Regions from separate parts of the Homo sapiens genome. Here region 1 is linked to region 2. A link is a contact called in ENCODE Hi-C or POLR2A ChIA-PET data. All regions are on one chromosome and are shown on one strand. Each heading gives the region's core, a stretch centred on a gene start or an enhancer-like site at or near the end of the contact. The rest is flanking DNA. Distances are from core to core; before and after follow the strand shown. Region 1 overlaps EPB41L4B (erythrocyte membrane protein band 4.1 like 4B). Region 2 overlaps EPB41L4B (erythrocyte membrane protein band 4.1 like 4B).

The links. A loop is a pair of places that touch in the nucleus more often than their neighbours do. ChIA-PET counts read pairs that join two places held with the same protein, here RNA polymerase II (POLR2A). Pooled maps may share reads with other maps.
Region 1: a loop to region 2 is called in a map of K562, with 4 times the contacts of the local background. The contact joins two enhancer-like sites. A Hi-C loop is called at or near these places in 5 of 168 maps with a recorded cell type or tissue (Calu3, IMR-90, K562 and 2 more) and 1 of 50 pooled maps. POLR2A ChIA-PET finds 5 or more read pairs at or near these places in 1 of 52 experiments (endothelial cell of umbilical vein).

Annotation. Positions count from the first base shown.
Region 1 is chr9:109,275,154-109,282,244 of GRCh38, forward strand. It overlaps EPB41L4B (erythrocyte membrane protein band 4.1 like 4B), which reads right to left. Exons shown (of 26, transcript NM_019114.5): 2 at 4,664-4,768. Among named protein-coding and RNA genes, the nearest start is that of EPB41L4B, 42 kb to the right of the region's middle. Within about 2 kb of position 2,383, at least 6 of the 41 ENCODE cell types and tissues checked have a DNase peak (open chromatin) inside an H3K27ac peak, as active enhancers do.
Region 2 is chr9:109,207,405-109,215,069 of GRCh38, forward strand. EPB41L4B (erythrocyte membrane protein band 4.1 like 4B) reads right to left here. Exons shown (of 26, transcript NM_019114.5): 17 at 6,296-6,414; 18 at 520-645. Among named protein-coding and RNA genes, the nearest start is that of FRRS1L, 44 kb to the left of the region's middle. Within about 2 kb of position 6,072, at least 2 of the 41 ENCODE cell types and tissues checked have a DNase peak (open chromatin) inside an H3K27ac peak, as active enhancers do.

The DNA of each region.
Region 1 (7,091 bases), core at 1,133-3,632, 64 kb after region 2:
TGCTTCAGGGCTGGGCAGGGCACTATGGAAACCAGGCGTGGTTCTTTTCAGGGAGCTGGGGATATAAGCTGGGTATGCAGAGAGCCATGCCAAGAGCCCTGCAGCTGCCAACCTCTGATCTGCATGTCAGGGGCTGGGTGGGAACACCATTGCTTGAAGGAGGCTCAATTATGGGGCAATAAGCCAATAGCCAAGTGAACCATTCCCTTCCGGGTCCATCTATTACCCTACTGTTTGCAGAAACACCTCCTATGACATCCAATCACCTCCCAGGTCCTATAAAAATCAATGACCCCAAAAGCCATCTCAGCAGACTCTCCCAAAAGCCTCTTGATTAAATTGGCTAAGGTTTCTCCCACAGGCAAGGCGGGCCTTACAGGTTCCAATCAGCTAACTGTACCTTCTTAGCATGCTCACCCCTGGGGGCAGTGATGACTTCCGGTCCCCCCTCACACTGCCCAGCTACAAAGAGGAGACCCATATCCACGTCCCAGGTTACAAAAACTTTTCTCCTCCATTAATTCTCTGAGCTCCTCAAATTCCCCATGAAACAGATGTTATTACACTACCTCCACTTTACAGCTAGGAAACTGAGACTCAAGAGTAGGGTGTACTAGAAAGAGCACATAGACCTGAAATTGCAAAATTTGAGTTTGAGTCCAAGCTGTGCTATTCACTAAATGACTTGCCAAGATCTAAGGGCTTTGGTTTCACCATCTAGAAGATGGTAAAAGAAAGATCTAGAAAGATTTGACAAATGCCTCTCCCTCAGGTTCCTTCTGGGGCTAAAAAAGAAGGTTCTAGGTTATGTGCCTTGTCCCCAAGAATCACCGAGTTAAGAGGAGGAGGTCCTAAGTCTTAGGATCTAAATTTAAAGTTTTATATATATATATAAAATATATGTATATACATAAATATGTGTATATATACATATATATTATATATGTGTATCTATATACACATATATAGTGTATATATACATAATATATACGTGTGTGTATACACACACACACACACACACACACACACACACACACACACACACACACAAATAACAAACCCAAGGCCAAACAGTCAAATGGCCACAGAAGGCAAAATAAGATTTGCATAGTAGAAAAAACACTTTGAGAGTTCAGGACACGCTTCATGAAGGGTGAGGGGGGGGTCATCTGAGATGGTCTTGAAGGATGGCTGGGAGTTTAAACAGGTGAGAAACAGCAGAAGGAGAAACAGCATAAGCAAAGGCACAGAGATAAGTGCAGGCATCATAAGACCCAGACTGTAAGGAGTCCAGCTCAGAAAGCAAAGATGGGAATGACTAGAGGGTCCTGGGAACTGCTGCTGCCGCACAGCTCTTGCATCCTCAGAGCTGGAGGCAGATGAGGACCCTCGCCCTCCCACCTGTTTTTGCCTCAAATTTGTAGAGTTGGATGCTGGAAAGGCCTGAGAGCCTGAGCATCTTCAGGTGTCTGGCCTGGGAAAGCCGCCTGTATCCTGCTGTGAACACCCCTCCTGCTGCACAGTGACAGGGCACTGGCGGGCGGGAAAGCCTGCCAGCCAAGTCAGCAGAGGCTCATGGCAAAGGCCTTCATAATGGAGTCACAGACTTGGCTTTCTGGGAATCTGAGTGGCTAATGAGGGGTCACTTGGGGATGAGGACATGCTGCCAAGGTAACAGGCATAGGTTCTAAGGGCAGAAATGAAAGATACCTCCTCCTTTCTAACTAGAGAACGCATTTGCAGCAGACATGCCAACGTCCCCTTTAGACTCAGAATGACTGAACATTAGAAGTGTAAGTTTTCTTGGAGAACAGGTCCAAGTACCCCATTTTACAGATGAGAAAACAGAGGCCAGAGGAGCAAGGCAGCCTATCTAAAGCCTACCAAATGAGTCAGAGGCAGAGCCAGGAACAAGGTCCAGTCTGACTTCTAGTTCAGGGCCACAGATATTCTGAAGCCAAAAATACCACACGCTTTAAGACACACAGGAGAAGGCAGAATCAAGAAGAGTTCCAGGGAAGAAGAGGGCTGGAGAGTGGCAGGTGCTGGAAACAGGTGGAGGATGCTGGGGACAGAGAGAACCCTAAATATGGCATTCAGGAAGCAAGTGGAAATAGGCCTGCCGCTCCAGGTGTAGAGAGTAGATTGAGAAGTAGACATGCAAAAAAAAAAAAAAAAAAGATGGACAGACAGAATCGGAAGTGTAGGGGAAGAAAATTCAAGGAATTTTAGCTGAACGACCTCGGTCTTCTCAGCAGGTGAGGCAACTGCTGGAACAAAGCCTCCGTGGGGACTGGACTAAAGGTCTGTGCTCAGATCCAGACATGGACCTGTCGGGTGGCCAAGAGTCAATCTGGGGCTACTGAGGCTCAGGGAGCAGCTCGGGAGCTTGGACTCTGCTGAACCTGTGATCGGTGCTGATGCCAGAAGGCACAGACCGTGGCTCTCTCCAGCAACGCCTGGCAGGCTGGGACAAGCCACAGAGGAAACAGATGGGCCTGCGTGTCAAGGGGAGGCCAGGGGACAGTCACGGGGGCAGGAGAATCAAAGGCCAAGTGAGGACACAGGTGAGGTGGCCGAGGCCTGGCTGGGGCTGGGAGGAAGGCCAGGGCAGGAGAAGGCTGGGAGGGGACAAAGGGCAGAAGGAGACCGCTGTGGGCCAAGCCCAGAGGGAGGGGAACTGGGAAAATGGAAGGAATCAAGGGAAGTTATCCTGGAATGGGGACTGGCAGAATTCTGGATCTTGGAGTGCAGGTGGTGACAGGACACACGAGAATCTATGTGGGTCTTGTCAATCTGCTCAAATGAAGCTTAAATGACAGGAAACAGTGTCCAGAATATGTAGGAGGGCCAGTAACTTCAGTCCTGAGGCTACCCAGAGGAAGAGAAAAACTGAGACACCAAAGGCCTCGAGGGATGCGAAGGACAGTCATGAGGTCAGAGGGTAGGACACTGGTCGGCCCAACCTCAAAGGAAGCGGAATTGGACTCAGAGGTGGAAAGAGGAAAAGTTGTTCTGCCCTTCTCCCGGGTCCGGTGGACGGAGTGAGAGTCTCTGGCTGAGAAATGAGAAGGAACCCGGGAGGGTTCGAGGAGGACAGTTTGAGGAGGACACAGTTTGGGGGTGGGGTGGGGTGGCATAACAGGACGTCCTGAAGATGCAGAGGAAGTGGCTGAGGTTGAGGGACACATCTGCACAGGGACATCCAGTGGGAGTGTCCACCCCAGAGGCACTGTAGCCAGGATGCATTCCCGTCCAGATTCCAATCTGTCACCGAAGGACTCAGCATGTCACTAACATTCTCCAGCAGACCTAATTCCCAGGTACCGATTTTGTACATCTTCACCTTACAAATGTCACATGTCACCTGACAACTTCCAGATACAATCAGGAAGTATCTGATAAGTATCTTCCAGTAGACAGCCTTAACCATTATGGGAGCTCCAGGTCTCCAGCTCAAACATCCTGATCAGGGAACCCAGACTTTAATACACTGTCTAAAATAGTGCTTCCCCTCCCCCCAGTCCACCCTTTCCTCGCCTTTATTTTTCTTGACTCCTATTACCATCTGGCATATGACATATCTATGTGCACTGCTTTATCCGCAATGCTCAGCACAGGGCCCAGTGCATAATGGGCACTCCATAAATAGATTTAGATTGTCGAATAAATTATCTTTGAAACCCCAAGCTAGATTTTGTTGGGAAGGGGAACTATGAAGTCATTCCTGCTTTTAAAAAGAGTGGGTCTGAGCTTTGTGGAGTTCACTCATTCTAACATCTCCACTGTGAACAGTTCTGTCTCAGGCAAAGTAAGTAAAGTGCTGACCTAACACAGCTTCCTGGAACCTGCAAGATGGTTCTCGGCAACAGCAAGACCTGCTCCAACCCCATCCACCCCCAACCCCACTAAGCCTGGCTGGCATTCAGCTCCGTTCACAGCACCTGCTCTCTACCCAGCCAGACTCTGTAAGAAGATGGTGGCACAGCCTCTTCTGCTGGTTAAAAATAAAAGCAGCACCATTAGAAGAGTTTCTTTCTTTTCCTTTTTTTTTTTTTTTCAGACAGGGTCTTACTCTGTCACCCAGGCTGGAATACAGCCACTAGGGAGGCTGAGGTGGCAGGATCGATTGAGCTCACTGCAGCCTTGACCATCTGGGTTCAATCAATCCTCCTACCTCAGCCTCCCTAGTAGCTGGGACTTCAGGCACATGCCACCATGCCTGGCTAATTTTTGTATTCTTTGTTGAGATGGAGTTTCACCTTGTTGCCCAGGCTGGTTTTGAACTCCTGGACTCAAGCAATCCACCTGCCTCAGCCTCCCAAAGTGCTGGGATTACAGGCACGAGCCACTGCCCCCAGCCTGAAAGAACTTCTATAATGATGTTTCTTCTTTCTACCTTTTCTAGAAATGTGCCTATAATGCATCCCTAATGAATCCCATTCACATCCTCTCCTGGTTACTGGCCACCTCAAGGGTGAGGCATCCTACAAGCATTGTGACGCATGGCACTTGGGCACCACAACCTCCATCCCAATGCCTGTTACTGGCACAGTATCACAGTTTTAGTCTTGTTTTTCTCTACCCATTTCTAGCAACTGTGGACGTGCAATTAGCAATGAAAAGCCAATCTGTTCTGAAATGAATCAAAGCAATAACCTACCGCAACCTGGGCAGAGTCGAGGAACTGGAGGCCAAAGTAATCTGTTTCCACAAGGTCCAAGTGGTACACAATCTGATCAAACAAATCCTGGCCTTTGGCATGTTTCTGGAAGACAATTGGGAAGATGAAAAAACTTAGGGTGAGACAGCTAGATAAGAAAAAAAAGGTTAAAAAAAACCTACTTCTCTTTGTAAATTGCATACATGTCAGCACACACAAATTTTTAAATTTGTAATTAGTTTGATTATAAGGGTAATACAAACTCATGATTAAAGAAACTCAAATGCCACATAATAGCATAAAGTTAAGAATCTAGATAACCCTGTTAACTTTTGCTAGTCTCTTCTTACAAAAAGAATACTTTTTGGATGAATACCTACATGGGAAGATAAGCTTTGCCAAAATCAGACACACTTGAAGAAGGGTGTAACAGGGCCTTACTCTAGCGTAGCAAAAGCTGGGCTGTTTCTCAATGCAGGCAACCTTACTTAGGAAAGAAAGCTCATCCTCTGAAATTGGCTCTTCCAGTCTTCCGATTTCACAAAGTAGGTAACGAAGTCTCAGGGAAACCCAAAGACCTGCTGGAGGTCACAGGCCATAACCAGGACTCAAACTCAAATTCCAGGTTCATGCCAAGGTTTTGACTATGTGGTATACACATGGGGCATGAGCACAAGAAAGCAGTCGGAGAAACAAGGGGTCAAGTCCTGCATCTGCCACTTGACTTCGTACAAGTCACTCCTCCTAACGTTTCTATTCCTGCCCCTGTAAAACGGGCCTCAGGATACCTACTCTCCCCACCTCTCCTTGGGAAAACTGAGAGAGAGTCTGAATGAGAAACCACCACAAGGATACTGAAGTCTCTGACAAATGAAAAGGCTTCTTAATAGTCACCCAAGCGGAGCAGACACGCTTCTCAGATAAAACGACATCATTCTCAATGGATCCAAACACAAATATGCTTAAATCTAAGTGCCATAATCACAAAGAAAAAAAAAAACCCAACTCCATAGGATGACTCGGTGGCAACTCCTTATTATGGAAACTGGTAAAGAAAGGGAAAGAATCCAGCACTGACTCTCCCTTTAACTGCAGCACTGGGTAACCTAAGAGTAGACGGCAGCATATGCAAAAATTAATTCAAAGTGCATCAAAGACCTAAATGTAAGAGCTAAAACTATAAAACTCTCAGAATAAAACACAGGCATAAAGCCTCATGACTTTGAGTTGGACAATGATTTCTTAGCTATGACACCAAAAGCACAAGCAACAAAAGAAAAAATAAACTGGACGTCATCAAAATGTGAGACTTTTTTTTTTTTTTTTGCTTCAAAGGACATGGAGACATGAAGTGCAGACAACCCAGATGGGAGAACATGTTTGCAAATCTAGAATATATAAAGAACTATTACAGCTCAATAATAAAAAGACAAGTATCCAATTTAAAAATGGACAGAGGGTACATACAACTAGTTCCCCCCAAACATACAAATGGTCAATAAACACATGAAAAGATGCTCAGCATCACTAGTCATGAGGGAAATGCAAATCAAAATTACAATCAAATACTATGTCACACTCACTAGGATGGCTGTAATTAAAAAGGCCGGGCACAGTGGCTCATGCCTGTAATCCCCACAATTTGGGAGTCTGAGGCGGGCAGATCACTTGAGATCAGGAGTTCAAGACCAGCCTGGCCAACATGGTGAAACCCTGTCTCCACTAAAAATACAAAAATTAGCAGGGTATGGTGATGGGCACCTGTAATCCCGCTATTCAGGAGGCTGAGGTCGGGGAGGTGGAAGTTGCAGCGAGCCGAGATTGTGCCACTGCACTCAGCCTCGGCGGTAGAGCGAGACTCCGTCTCATAAATAAATAAATAAATAAATAAATAAATAAATAAATAAATTAATTAATTAATTTTAAAAAAGATCATAACAAATGTTGGAGAAGTAGAAACCCTCATATACTGCTGATGGGAATGTAAAACTGTGCAGCTGCTCTGGAAAATAGCCTGGCAGTTCCACAAATGGCTAAACATAGAGTTAGTTACCACATGACCCAACAATTCTACTTCTAGGTAAGAGAAATGAAAACATATGTTCACGTAAAAACTTGTACACAAATGCTCATAGCAGTATTATTTATAATATTCAAAGGTAGAAACAACCCAAATATCTATCAACTGATGAATGGATCAACAAAAGACAGTATAACTGTACAATGGACTATCATTTGGCCGTAAAAAAGAATGAAGTGCTGATATGTGCTTCCACATGGATGGACCTAGGAAACATTATGCTAAGTGAAAAAAGCCAGACACAAGGAGCCACCACACATCATATGATCCATTTATAAGAAACCTCCAAAGGAGGGAAATCTATACAGCCAGAAATTAGATTAGTGGTTGCTTCGGGCAAAGGGGTTT
Region 2 (7,665 bases), core at 4,822-7,321:
ATAAAAAAAATACAAAAATTAGCCAGGTGTGATGGTGCATGCCTGTAGTCCCAGCTACTCGGGAGGCTGAGGCAGGAGGATTGATTGAGGCTGTGAGGTTGAGGCTGCAGTGAGCCATGATCCCACCACTGCAGCCCAGCCTTTGCAACAGAGTGAGACAAGAAAGAAAGAAAGAAAAAGAAAGAGAGAGAGAAAGGAGAGGAGAGGAGAGGAATATTCATGAGCCCCCACCCCAATTTACCAAATCTCTGGGGACAGGGCCCAGTTTTCCAGGTGACTTATGCACAATAACATTTGAGAACTGCTGCCTTCAAGTTCTCTTTTCACCCTTTCATGTACCTAATCCTTTTAAATTAAAATCATGGTTCACATATCAGGTATGGTTCACATGCCCGGTTCTCATCTCCTGACTGGACCCTGACTGACACAGCATCTCAGTCCTACGGTGCCTCTTTCTTCTCTGTGGCATCGAGGAAATCCTATAACATGAAATCAAAGGAATGTATGCATTCTGCGCACCTGGATGTTCACTCGGGAAGCATTTTCCAACTGGGCTTTCAGAATGTTACACTTCACATGATCCGCAACAGGGGAAGGCAAAAGTGGAGTCTGAAGAGTTTTCTCCGAGACTTTCTTTTCTTCAGCCTGAGACAAACCAAAATACAAACAGCAGATTGTAAACAAAGAGAGAACCATGTGCATTAACTTTTCCCAATAATCATAACTGCATATAACACAGACCTACATACATAGACAGGGGTGTCACCAACTCCTTATATTTTTATCTGTGCTTTACTATTTGCAAAGGGTTCTCAGGCACAGCATGTCATTCCCTCGTGAAATAGGGTGAGGACCTACCAGAAGCCAGGGTAAAGGTTTAAAGAGAAGAAAAGGCTTTTCCAGCATCATGGGGCAAGAGCCAGTGGCAGAAGAGGACATCTCCTGGTTCAAGTCTCCTAACCTCAGTCCAGTGTTATTTTCCCCATAACTGCCATCTCTTACATAGAAAAATTCAATTCTGTGACTTGTTGGGTCCAGGGGAAGGGTACAAAATATTCATTGGTAGTTTGACAACAAATCTTGCAGAAAATTGTGATTTTCAACAAGAAATTTATATTTGTTAGCTTATTGTAGAGTGTCTTGTACTTCAGTAATTTGCATGACCTTTATAATTTTTGCCATATCTCATGTATTCACTGAACATGTATCTATAATTCATGTGATCCAGTTAAGGTGAATTACCCTGGGACCACCTATTTGAACTGTGTCCAAAGCAATAATATCTTTGAAATTATAGGCTTTGTGACTATTATATTTATTATAATAAACATGATGATATTTAAATCACTATTAAAATAAAAAGTACTCATCCATGTGTACAACCTGAAATCACCTTTGATGGTATACACACTACATTTTGGGAAATAATGTCTTATTGTTAACCATGCCTATTGTGGTCATTTCATATCCCAATGCTAATATGGTACCCGGCACATAGTAGATGTCCAATAAATACCTACTAAAGAAGATTATGATAATATACAGTCATTATTAGAAGAGACGTGTTTAATAAGGAAGACAGGACCGTGTGATTGCTAGAGGTCAGTTCAGTAATATTAGGACTAAATGTGACATATCAGCCACCATGCACCAGAGCAAGAATCAAATGTCCCAAAGCTCTCAAGTTCTTCAAGTTCCAACATTAATCTTATTCACTAATTAAGAAGTCCTACTGAGCATGTTGGTACACACTAAGTGCTATGAAAGCTAGAGGAAGTATAGAGCAACTGGCCAGCTAATATCGTTTAATAAAGAAATGAGGTAGAGTTTCCCAGGGGGACCTCCAAACATATGGAGAAGCATTTGGTAGACCAAGCAGAACTTTCCAATTTTATGTAATAGCAAGACGGCAGAGACAGATTTGAATCTCAGCTCTTTCACTTACTTGGACCATTAAAAAAAAAAAGGATCATGGGCTGGGCACGGTGGCTCACACTTGTAATCCCAGCGCTTTGGGAGGCCGGGGCGGGTGGATCACTTGAGCCCAGGAGTTGGAGACCAGCCTGGGAAACACAGCGAAACCCCATCTCTACTAAAAATAGAAAAATTAAGAGGGCGTGGTGGCCCTCACCTATAATTCCAGCTACTCGGGAGAATCACCTGAGCTCAGGGGTGGAGGTTGCAGTGAGCCAAGACTGCACCACTGCACTCCAGCATGGGCAACAGAGCAAAACCCTGTCTCAAAAAAAAAAAAAAGATGCTGTTTATAAAAAGAAAAAGAGTGCCAGTGGCTAACATATACTGAGAGCTTATTATGGGTTAGCCACTGACTATGCATTTCATACGCATGTCTCACCAAGTCCCCTCATGCAACCATCTCATTTCAAGATAACTACTATCATTATCCCCAGTTTATAGATACAAAAAACAAAGCAGATAGATGGTAAGTCACTTGTCCATAGTCACACAGGAAGTAAGCAGAGGAGCCAAGATTGACAGCCAGAAATGGTGATGTTGGTTACTCCAAAGCCAGAGCTCCTGACTAGTCAATCGTACTGCTTCCCCTTCAATTCTCTGAATCTGTTTCTTTCTTCATAGGATTGTTATGGTGCTCAAGTGAGAAAAACAGATATAAATGGCACTTTCAGGTTAGATTCTTTAGTTAGCAAATATATATAACCAAAAAAAAAAGAGCATTGGATGTGAGAACACTAATGATCGATCCTGAGCTATCAATCGTTCCTGAGCCATCAAGCTGAATCTGAAGAAAGCTGGCTCATTTGACTGGATTCATTATCCTGAGGGCCTCCACATTCTCCTTCAGGCAAATAAGTAACATTTATTTTGAAAGGTGAGGTTTACAGTATACCCTTAAGATAATTTATCTTGTGTTTGTAAATCCTGTTACATCAAGATAATTGAATGGATATTTCACTGGTGCATGAAGAGATAGTTTTAAAATTAGATTTAATTTTTCAGAATGGTATACTGGCATACAGGAGTCAAATTGGTTATAAAGCCCATTTGAGGCTTTTGACAATTGCTTAAGGGGAAGTAGTTATACTGGCAGTAATGACCGAAGACCCACTTCAAAAAATAGAATGCTGCTAAAATAAGAACGAAAAGTTAGCACTGATTTTCCCCTTGAATTTACTAATTCTAAACTGCTTTTTTGGACATAAAATTCAAGCTGGCTTGTTCTTGTTCATTCTGGACAATGCAAGACCTGTAATATTCTGCTATATGAACTGACGCAGGTGAAGGCCAATATACATTTTGGGAAATTTGTGCGTCGTCATATGAATTTGTATAAAAGATATCTCTGTGGCAGATAAGCATCTGGGTTCCAAGACCGTATCATTCCTTCCTGGAGGATGGCTTCAAGAATGTTGTGCTTTCTCCTTTCCTGTGACTGTATTTTGTATTTTATGTTCAGTCAATTTGAATTGTGGAAAGATACTTTGTTGTTCAATATGGGATTACAGATTTCAAAACATAGACATGAATGACAATTAGGCTTTGATATTATTATAGTTGGAAATAGTCCGTCTGTTTGGGGATATCATTTGGGGATAAAGAAATGATCAGATGTATATTTGAATTGTTTATACAAATTGTTTACACATCTAAAATCTGATGAGAATTAAATTCTTGTGTTAATTTTGGGCACAAACTTTGGAACTGGACAGTGAAAATGACATCTCACCATTCAATCAAGAAGCGAAAGTTATCCAAACCTTAGAAGAATCAGAGGATTCTTGATCCTTGAGGCTGGAAAAAACCTTAAAAGCCATCCAAGCCAGTGGCTCCCAATTTTGGTGTCATGATCAGAAGTGAGAAGGGAGATCTGTTGCAAGGAATGTTTCATGGATGATAACAACAACAACAACAACAACAAATTAAAGTGTGGCCAGGCATGGTGGCTCATGCCTGTAATCCCAGCCATTTGGGAGGCTGCGGAGTGTGGATCACTTGAGGCCAGGAGTTCAAGACCAGCCTGACCAACATGGTGAAATCCCATGTCTACTAAAAATATAAAAATTAGCCAGGTGTGGTGGTGCGTGCCTGTAATCTCAGCTACTTGGGAGGCTGAGGCAGAGGAATTGCTTGAACCCGGGAGGTGGAGGTTGCAGTGAGCCGAGATCATGCCACTGCACTCCAGCCTGGGAGACAGAGTGAGACGCCATCTCAAAAAAAAAAAAAAATCAAAGTGTGAAGTAATATATTTTGTGTGTGTGTGTGTCGGGACAAAGTCAAAATTATCTGTATAATCACATCACTCTAGCTTACTTGATTACTAATGTATTTCTTTTCTTTTTTTTTTTTTTTGAGAGGGAGTCTCGCTCTGTCACCTAGGCTGCAGTGCAGTGGCAGGATCTCAGCTCACTGCAACCTCTGTCTCGTGGGTTCAAGCGATTCTTCTGCCTCAGCCTCCCTAGTAGCTGGGATTACAGGTGCCCGCCACCACAACTTGCTAATTTTTGTACTTATAGTAGAGATGGGGGGGGTCTCGCCATGTTGCCCAGGCTGGTCTTGAACTCCTGACCTCAAGAGATCCACCCGCCTTAGCCTCCCAAAGTGCTGGGATTACAGGCATGAACCACCATGCCAGGCCAATTTCTTTGAGTGGAGGAGATAGGAAGGGAGTTGTAACTTGACCTCCAGGGAAATGCTCGATAACCCACAGGTGTCTCAGGTAGGCCTTCACCCAGAGCAAACTGCTGTTGTCAACGCTCCACCAATAGTCATGGCAATTGCAAATCACTATAGAGCTTGTGAGTTCTGTGCTACACTATATGCTGTATTTCCTTGCAAAATATTTTTGGATTTTGCCAAAGTCTGGATAAGCCCCCATTAAAACCATTTATTGTGTACACTGCAGAAGAAAAGTTGAAAACCAGGCGACTAAGAAAAAGAAGACCAATCAGGGGGCACACGGTGCATTGGGTTGAATCCCTAGCAGCTAGGGCAAGCCTGCTCAATAAAGATCTGTTGATTGAATGGCTATCAGAGCCATCCTGCAGGAGGAATTCTCTCTAGCTGGCAATCATGGAGGGAGGTATAGAAAAAAAAAGTGAATGAGCAGGGCTTTTTGAAGGTTAAACCTGCAGTTGGGGTCCATTAGTAATCAGAGGAACTTTAGGCCGCCCTGCTGAGGGATTATGGGAAAGGTCAGGGACGGGAAGGGCAGGAGGTGTAACCTTCCCATGCTGCACAGAGCAGTTCTTCCAAATTCTTCCTATTCCCTCTCATAAAGGGACAAAGCTAAGCATTAAAGAGGAAGAAAGGAACCATGAATGAAAAAGATTCTTCCTTAGGGGATTTAAAAAATTAAAATGTATGTACAACAGTGGTTCTCAACTAGGGAGATTTTGCCCTTCTGAGAACATTTGGCAATGTCTGGAGACATTTTTGGTTGTCACAACTGGATGGGGGTCCCTAGTGGCATTTAGTGCATTGTGGCTGCAAAACATTTTACAATGCACAGGACAGCCACTGCAAAAAAGAGTCATCAGGCCAAAATGTTGCTAGTGCCAAAGTTGAGAAACGCTGGCAAAGAAAACGAGGAAGCATGTTGGAGTGCCAAGGACACTGGATCGAGAGTCAAGGGCTTTGCAACCTTGTGAAGGGCCGTGTGACCTTGAGAAAGTCATTTCTCTTCTTCTGGTCTGAGACATTGAGAAGGTTGTCAAGGGCTGTGCAACCTTGAGAAAGTCATTTCCCTTCCTCTGGTCTGAGACATTGAGAAGGTTGAACTAAATGGCAGACTGAATCCAGCAGTGGTATGTATCGTTCTAAGATAAAATTTGACTTTTATAAGGCTGCCTCTTTGGATGTAAGAATAGGTCTAGTCAAAAGGGGGCCTGGCTTCTGCCCTGTCTCCTTCTCCTTCTGTATCTTAATCCCTCCCTTCCTTCCATCTGCAAATGGTTACTGAACATCTACAATGTGCCAGGCATTGTCAGAGGGAGATAGAGGGCTAGAAATGCAAAGCGGTAAATGTGGATGCTCCCTCTGGAGCTTTCGGTCTAGTAGGAGGGAGAGACAACTAACAAACAGATCTAGCCTGTCAGGCAAAACACTGGGAACGACGCCTAATGCTATAATTCACCCAAAAGGAAGGTAAGTAAATATTTGCTCCTAAAAGACAGCCTGAACAGAAATGTCAGGAAAGATGGAATAGAGATCCCTCCAAGGCAAAGGCACTTGGTTTAGCAGGCAGGCTAGGGTAGTAATCAGAGGTTTGATGTCAGCACCAAGTCCATGGTCATGGCAGAGCCCCGGCCCTTGGCACCTTGTTTATGTTGATGTGCAGAGGAGGCCAGGGTCCAGCAGCCTTCACAGTTTCCAGTTCCAGCTTCTTTAGATGGGCAGCGGCTTCACTGAACAAGGCAGGTGTTCCTGGACTCAGTTCTACAAAGCAGCCAGGAGAAATAAATAAGGAAAGGTTGAAAGGACAGATAGATACAGGGGAAAAGGGACACTTGCCAGCGCCCGATTCCCAGCACCCTTTCTGCCGGCCTCCTCCTCCAGCAGCTCTCATGCCTTCAGTATGCATCAGCTGATAGGGTGTGAGAATATCTGAGGTCAAGGTTTCAAGGCTTAACTGTCCCACACATGAGCTGGACGCCCCTGGGTACGTTGTTTTGCCTCTCTGACCCTCTGAGCCATTTAAAAATGAAAATAAAATTACTTACCTTGCAGGGTTGCTGTGAATATCCAATGAAGTCATTTATGTATAAATGCTTTAAAAATGGAAAAGCATTATGCAAATTGGAAAGATTAGTGTTCAGGCAAACAGGCATATAACGTGCCCTTAAAAGCCATGTTATGTTCCTAAAATCAAATCCATTGATTTTTATTTCTGTGCTACTTTGGATTCATTTGCCACTACTTCTCCTTCCAGCTTGAATTTACTCATTAATACATTAAATATTCATTAAATATTAAATATTCATTACATATTAAAACTTGTGCCAAGTATCGTTAGCAACTGGGATCTGGGAGCTGAAAGAAAGAGGTGAATGAGACAAAATTTTAATCTAATGGGGATGACGGACACATGTGGAGATATTCCGAAGAAGACTGAGAAAAGGTTTATTTAATTGCTAAAGGAGCAGGACGGAACTGAGGATGGGTGTTAGAGAACATTTCACTGACAAGCGAACATTTGAATGGGCTGCTAAGGGATGTGTAGGAGTTCAACAAGGTGGGGAAAAGTATTCCAGGCAAAGGGAACAGCAGGTGCAAAGGACAGAGTTGAGACCCAGTAGAGTATTTTGTAAGAAGAGAGTAGTTCTGTGTAGCTAGAGTATGGTGAGGAGTGGAGGGAAGAATGAAGACCTTGGCAGGGGTCAGGATACGCAAGGTCTGTGTATGGCCCTGCTCAGAAGCGAGGACTTTATCCCAGACAGTGAAGAGCTAATGAAAGGTCTTATGGCATGTGGTCAGAGTTATGTGGTGAGAACTATGACTTTGGCAGCTACTATTTGGAGATTGTCCTGGAGCGGGTGCCCCTTAGGAGGCTGTTATGGTTATTTAGATATACAAAGATGAGGCAGGGACTAGGGCATGGGCAGTGTGGATAGTGATGAGGGACAGAGTTCGGATTCTTCAATACCAAGTGGGTGTCGAGTTTCCATTTCCAGCTCAGCTGACACAGAG